3 separate regions of the Mus musculus genome follow, and all the other regions are linked to region 1. The links are chromatin loops, found by intact Hi-C in ENCODE. Cell type or tissue: left cerebral cortex. All regions are shown on one strand.

What was found. Hi-C counts contacts between places; a loop is a spot of excess contacts. Peaks named below come from ENCODE experiments on the same cell type or tissue, not always from the same donor. Only the 100,000 strongest peaks of a DNase experiment are listed, where the experiment ranks them.
Region 2: it touches region 1 in a loop (2.3-fold over the local background); 3 of 42 quality-filtered maps call a loop at or near these places.
Region 3: it touches region 1 in a loop (2.8-fold over the local background); 7 of 42 quality-filtered maps call a loop at or near these places.

The regions. Positions count from the first base shown.
Region 1 is chr2:73,744,314-73,746,813 of GRCm38, forward strand. All of the region lies in intron 1 of Chn1 (chimerin 1), which reads right to left. Among named protein-coding and RNA genes, the nearest start is that of Chn1, 30 kb to the right of the region's middle. In left cerebral cortex, a CTCF peak has its summit at 1,553 (motif pointing left); a DNase peak (open chromatin) is centred at 1,563; H3K27ac peaks cover 584 bases.
Region 2 is chr2:73,687,944-73,690,443 of GRCm38, forward strand. The region is part of intron 5 of Chn1 (chimerin 1); the gene reads right to left. Among named protein-coding and RNA genes, the nearest start is that of Chn1, 86 kb to the right of the region's middle. In left cerebral cortex, no CTCF peak of the experiment used is centred here; a DNase peak (open chromatin) is centred at 1,555; H3K27ac peaks cover 676 bases.
Region 3 is chr2:73,654,430-73,656,929 of GRCm38, forward strand. All of the region lies in intron 7 of Chn1 (chimerin 1), which reads right to left. Among named protein-coding and RNA genes, the nearest start is that of Chn1os3, 59 kb to the left of the region's middle. In left cerebral cortex, a CTCF peak has its summit at 1,438 (motif pointing left); DNase peaks (open chromatin) are centred at 306, 601, 1,289, 1,505 and 1 more place; H3K4me3 peaks cover 2,364 bases; H3K27ac peaks cover 2,500 bases.

The DNA of each region.
Region 1 (2,500 bases):
TTGCTCTAAGAGGAAAGCTTTCTGATCCTTTCTTCCAGTATAACTCTTTCTTCCAGTATAACTCTTTCTTCACAAGCCTTCCCAGAAGGTGGGAAATGAGCACTTTCCAACCCTCCTAAGCATTTGGTTAAGGGCTTAAACTTAGACATTGGAAAATCTGATTCAATCTGCAACAACAACAACAACAACAACAGTTCCTTTTACCGCTCCTACTCCATGCTCTTGCATTTGCAGCTTGACTCCCTTATGAAGAGGCCAAGAGAACTGAGAATGTCCCCATGAAGCAATGGTCCAGCAGCACAATATATTAAGCGTACTTCCCCATTTCAGCCTCTTTGAACACAGTGCTACTTACTCCCAATGAAACTGTTGGTAGAACTTTACAGATCAGCCAACTGCATTCATTTCTCTACCAATCTCAACATCAGCTCAGCATCAGTCCCTCCACACAGAATAACGTTAATGTAAACAGTAAAGAGGTGAAACAGCATCAACTAAATATTCCATAGGCAGGGTAAAAAGAAGCCTGAAGTAACTCATTGCAATCAGTAATGCCTGCTGACTTCATTACTGTCCCATTCAGTAAATCTCATTCATAATTAAAATCAGGAATGATAAGAACTAGAACTAGAAATCCCATATCATATTCCATACATATTTTCTTGCCTTTAAATATAAAAATAACACAACTACCTGGAAACAATTGCTAGTGGCCAGTGTCCTTATAAATGCCATTATTTTAAGACATCTAGAACTAGACTATTTTCATTTCCCATGCTTTCTTACAATAAAGCATTTTTATTTGTGGTACCAACCATATAACACAGGATTCTACCAGAAGTATCAATAAATTATAATATACAGTGGCTAGAGTACTTCGTGTTCTCCATTTTATAAAGGAAAAGTTAAAATAAAAACAGTATGGAAGAGATAAAAAACGGTTTATATGAAATGTATGTGGATCATTAATGGCCGTTCAAGTCTGTCCATCCAGATCCATTTTTGGCCAGTCCTGTTTACTCTGTGGTCCACAAGGTTGCTATCTATAGACTTGTGCTCTGGATCCTCCACTGTACTAGGTCAACTGAAGACACTGTCATGAATAGGAGGAGGATGCCTTTCCATAAAGAAATGACACTGGCAGTGTGGCACCTATGGAGACATCATTATAGGAAGGACTATTATTGATATATCAAATTTTGAGTGGCTCTAGAATATTATGTATTCCAATAGTACTGTGCATGTGATATGTATATGTTTGTAAATATCTTCCATTTCATAATAGGTTATATACATTACATAGGTAGAAAAAATAAGCCTCTATTTTCTTTTTAAGGTACTTAAAGGGCAAATACAATGATCAGAAGCACCCCTTTCTAGTCTATGGTTTTCAAAATAACCTTAACATCTTCAACAGAGGAACCAGCTCCTCTTAAAAGTGAACACTTTTCCAAGTACTAAATTTAAGACTCAAACTTCGTACATTTTGTTGAATTGAATCTCCTTAAACTGAAGGGAAAGAGGATGCAGGGTGGCAAGTGCCACCTTGTGGGCATACTAGAAACTGTTCTGAGTTTCAGAGCCAATCATTACAAATGTTTACAAGATTCCAAATAAACAAACTTACTGTAACTTAAATCAAAAGAGTAATTCTGCCAGGACCTTATGTCAACGACTACAATAAACAGTATTCATGTGAGTAGGGAGTTAAGGTAGAGTCTCACTCCATCCCAAGCTACCCTGGAACTTATGTAGCCCAGGCTGGCCTCAGACTCCTACCAATCTGCCTGCCTCAGTGTCAGCAGCCCAGCTGCTGGGATCACAGCTATGCTCTCGCACACCCAGCACACTGTGAACTTTGACTAAGATCCTTCTGAGAACCTGGACTATTTCTCATCACATCACAACATCTGGCTCTTACCTGCAGGAGCTGGGCTGGATAATGCAGGTTGAGACTGCCATACAGCAAAGGGAGTTTAAAAGGCATCTAGTTGGTGGAGAAGTTAGAATAATTCTCCCAGTTTTTATGATATATTAAACAAAGCTATAGAACACTATGTCTCAATAAATAAACAAACAAACTAATAGTAAAATGGGGAAGGGCCTTTCACAAAACCCAAACCAAAAGAAGTTATCAAGACTCTAAAATACAGTGGAATTAATGAGGATGCATTCATAAGTTCATAACCTTTGTGCATGTCTCATAAGCAGAAGTTAATGATTTAATAATTCAGGTGATCTGAGGTCCAAGTTCAGTGGCAATGTAATGTGCTTGCTAGAGTCATGAGGCTCTATAAAAAAGATGCTATACAGTATATCAACGCCACACACACACACACACACACACACACACACACACACACACACACACACATCAGACTAGAGCAGAATAGACATACCAGATCCTTGTCTTTAATTCAAAAAACAGCTCCATTTTCTCACAACAGTGAATGAAGCCCACCCACTGCAAACAATCTTTTAATTTGAAGACCATGCAGCA
Region 2 (2,500 bases), 56 kb before region 1:
ACAGAGACACAGTGAAACTAATAGAAGTTATCAACCAAATGGATCTAACAGATGTATATAGAACATTTCATCCTAAAGCAAAAGAATATACCTTCTTCTCAGCACCTCATGGTACCTTCTCCAAAACTGACTTGTTCACAAAACAGGCCTCAACAAAAAGGTTGAAACAATCCCATGCATCCTCTCAGATCACCACAGACTAAGGCTGGTCTTCAACACCAACAAAAACAAGGGAAAGCACACATATACATGGAAACTGAACAATGCTTTACTCAATGATAATTTGGTCAAGGAAGAAATAAAGAAAGAAATTAAAGGCTTTTGAGAATTTAATGAAAATGAAGACACATCATACCAAAACTTATGGGACACAATAAGAGCAGTCGTAAGAGGAAAACTCATAGCTCTGAGTGCCTCCAAAAAGAAACTGGAGAGAGCTTACAGTAGCAGCTTGACAGTACACCTGGAAGCATTAGAACAAAAAGAAGCAAATACACCCAAGAGGAATAGACTGCAGGAAATAATCAATCTCATGGGTGAAATCAACCAAGTAGAAACAAAAGGAACTATACAAAGAATCAACCAAACCAGGAGTTGGTTCTTTTGAAAAAAATCAACAAGATAAACAAAAACCCTTAGCCAGACTAACCAGAGGACAGAGTATTCAAATTAATAAAATCAGAAATGAAAAGGGAGATATAACAATGAAATATATCTTAAAATAATTATTCCGTTTGTTGAATTTTAACAGTTGAAAATATTAAAATCATGTTCTACAAACAAACAAACCAAACAAACAAACAAACAAATGATGCTGGGGGTGGTGGCACACACCTCTGATCCCAGCACTCAGAACTCAGAGGGAGGATATCTGTCTGAGGTCTAGCATAGGGTAGACTACAAATTGAGTTCTAGGATGGGCAGGGCTGTTACACAGAGAAACCCTGTCTTGAAAAACATAACAAAACAAACAAACAAAATAGTGAAAGAGAGAATTGATGATCAGTTCCACTAGAGAGTTATTGATACCTTGTTTAAAATGAATCTGCTATTTCAGAATAAAAATTCACTCTGCAACACAGGTCTAAGAAAACTTACTTATACGTAAGTGTGTATGTACAAACATAAGAAAACACATTCACAGCTTCTCAGATTCTTAAGCCCTTTATACAGTGTAGTACTATTTTTAATAATCCTGGTATAAAATATATACCCTAAGTATTACATACAGACTACAATTTAGTTATATTTCTTGATAATCCATGTTCATCACTGTATTATTTTAATGGGTAAATAGAGAAACCTCCTAGAGCCTCTTATAAGGCACTCAGTTGCTCTGATAGTGACTGTTGTCAACTTGACAGAATCTAGAAATCACCTAAGAGATGGACCTGTGAGCATGCCTGTGGGGGATTATCCTGATTGTGTGTGGTGAGGGGGAAGAGCCATCCACTGTGGGTGCTGCCATTCCGTGTCTATGGCGCCAGACTGTGTGTAGAGAGGGAGCTGAGCAGCAGAGTGTTCATCTCCCTCCCGCTGTGCTACATGGCCACTGTTTCTCTGAGCTCCGGCCGCCTTCACTTCCCTCTCATGAACCACCCACCCTTGCACCAGGCCCTAAAGCCCTTTCTCCCTTAGTTGCTTTTGTTGGGTATGTTTTTTCAAAACCAAGACAATTAACTAAAGCAGCTGCCCTTCTTCAATCGTATCTGTCTCCCTGACCCCCACAACCAGCTATTGAATACTTAGTTCTTGGATCTAGTTTTATATTTCTAAAATGATCTTTGTAGTTCTCAATTATATTCATTTCACTCATAACATGCTATTTTTAAACACACTATAATGTAGAAAGAAACATTTTAAAAAATGTTTAAGATTCTATAAGCAGGCTGTACTGAGGCTTACAAAGTGCTCCTTTGCAACAGACACATGTATTCTTGGTTTTCTTAGCCAACTGCAGCCACCCTCATTTACTTCTGGCTTTGAGGTCATGCTCTGGAGGCTTAATTTGGACTGTTACATACTTTTAAGTTTAGTACGAGCTATTTACAAATGGTCAGCAGATTATTACATTTTCCTCATTAAGTGCTTATTAATAATGCATTACTTACATATAGCATCCCATGTTTATTGCTAGGGTACAATTCAGTAAAGTTTTAATCATGGATAAGATGGCAAAAACATCCCAAACAGCTCCCAAAGTTTCCCTATGCTTTTCCACAGCCTGCCTGACTGTTCTCCATCACACTGAGCCACTTCTGTTTGCTACCATGACATGTGTCTATTTTATATAAATAGAATCATGTCCAGCAAGATGGCTCACAAGGTAAAAGTGCTGGTCACAAAAGCCTGGAAACCTGAGTTAAATCCCAGAGCCCACATAAAAAGCCAGGCATGGTGGTTCATATCTGTTACCTCAGTACCCCTACAGTGAGGTAGGCAGCAGGCCTTAGAGTACAGTGCCAGAAGCAATAGCACAGCCCCTACTTCAGCAAGGCAG
Region 3 (2,500 bases), 90 kb before region 1:
CATGCTTGTTCCGACTGTCACATTCCTGCTAGCAGAATGTGATGTTCTACAGCCTTTTCACATCATAGTCACACACTCAACATCGGATTCTGGGGAACAGGGCATTAGTTAAGTATTTTAACACTCATGTTCATGCATACAACAACACCATGTTCTCCTCATTATATTGGTATTTGCACTCGAAGTATTAGAACAAAGCTATCAGTAAACATTTAAACCATCAGCAAGGAGTGAGATGAGAGGGCTGCAGTGCTGGGGCTGCAGAGGCCAGGGCAGAGAAGGGCAGCAAGCATTCCAGAAGGCAGAGGCAGAGAGGCAGGGAGGGGAAGAGAGAGTGGCAGAGAGAAGGGAAGAGAGGGGAAGAGAGAGGCATAGAGGGGCAGAGAGAGGGGCAGAGAGAAAGGGGCAGAGAGAGAGGCAGAGAGAGGCAGAGAGAAAGGGGCAGAGAGAGAGGCAGAGAGGCAGAGGCAGAGGCAGGTGTGACCACTATTTTTGACTCTCACAGCACCTGAGAAGCACTGTGCCGGGTAGCAACAGAAATGAAGTCTTACAGGGACCTTATAGGCCATTTTTTCCAACCTCCCAGTTTCTGCTCATCAGTCCTTTTCTTGTCTGAGTGCAGAGGCAGAGAGAACCCCATTATGTACTGATCTTGGCTATTTTTGTCTTCTTTGGCCCACATTCAAAGTGAAGAGAGGGGGAATGTGCTTAATATAAAATACACATTGCAGTTCCTTTTAACCTCTTATTTGCAGAAAAACTATTCCTTTAAAATCTCATGTTGGATACTCCATGTTCATACCCATAAAGGATAATACAAAAGCTTAATAAGATACTTTATGATAACCATATTAATGAAGCTAAGACAGAAGAATCTGGGCTTTGTGGCCAACCTGGACTACATAATATGTTCAAGGCCAGCCTAGGCTATATAGTTAGACTCTGTCTTCAAATTTAAAAAAATGTTATCATGATGTTATCAGAATTTTCATTTCATTTTTCAAACGTATGTAAGTTTTATTAATATAAAAGAACACAGGTCTTAAGAATGTCTTTTCAGAATGTATTTTGTATTGAGATTTTTCTGTTGTTATAAGACTTGGTTTCAAAACAACAGGTCCACTATGTCACACTGTATACTAACTCAGTCAGTCATTCAGTCAACACCTATTAAACGTGTACCAGTTGCCAGCATTTTCCCACATATGGCAAAAAGGGGAAAAAGATTAGAATGAGGGAGAAGGTGGTAAGACGTTTAGTGGGTACACAGCAAAAGGAAGTGAGGAGACACTGTCACTGAACATAGAATTTCAGTGCAGCGAAAGAGAAGCAAACAAAACTCCTCTCGATATGTATCAATCAAAGAGCAGAGGGCCTGGATCTGTGTGTCCCAGGAGGAGAGGAAAGACCCCTTCCTTCATCAGGAGTGTGGCCGCTGCTGCCCTCTGGTTGCCAAGCAGCAGGACACTGCCTGCTGGCCAGGTACTTACTACTTCTACATTTCAGAGGTCCTGATCACTAACCTTATTATGGAAGCCTCCTGTTATGGTGCTATTTGAATTCTACCACAATTTGCATTTTGGAAGCCACTGCCTGTATCTTCTCTTGCAAACAGAGGATTTCATTGTACTCTGTTGTACAGAAAATACTCAAGGGCTCTTATGTAAACCCCACTCAGCCCAGGAGCTGAATGGAACCCCCCAGGGTCATCCAAGACTCTCCACCACGCTGTGATCTATGCTAGGAGGAAGGCCAGGATTTAATCACTCCTTTATAGAAATGAATTAATTGATATAAATCCAGAAAAAAACAGTTATAGATAATATGTCTTAATAAGTAGTGGCTACCATGTACCTACATAGACCAGGAACTAAGTTTTCTGCCATAGAAAGAGAGGTTTAGAGAGATTAGGCATTTGGGCCAATTAGGCAATGGTCCATGTCACAAGCAAATGCCTGAAGGCAAAGGCTGAGTCTCCAGTCCTTCCCAGAGTCTTAGAAGGAGGATGCAACCAATGACTGTGGAGGGCTGCTTCTGTTTTGCTTTTGATATATTTTTTAATTTTTGTTTTCTCTACATGTGGTATTAGGACAGAGTAATTCTCTTTAAAATTTTAAAAGATTCGCTTTATTTAGTGTGTGTTTCTAGGAGCACAGGTACTATGGCATACAGTTGGTTCTCTACTTCTCCCATGTAGGTCCCAGAGATAAAATCCTCAGCCAGGAGCCAAGAAAGTACCTTTACCTACGGAGACATCTCATCAGCTCAGAATAGAATAACTCTTAAAAGAATTTGATTAGTTAGAAATAGGTTCAATTTTCATATTAATTAAAGTTCATATACCTATAGAAACATCACATGGTACATATATATACACACACACATACACATACACATTTATATGTCAATTATAAATAAAAACCTACAAATTATGGGTTCTATGTGATGTTATCATATGGGTCTACATGTCTAATACTCAAATCATATCTCTTGCAAGATT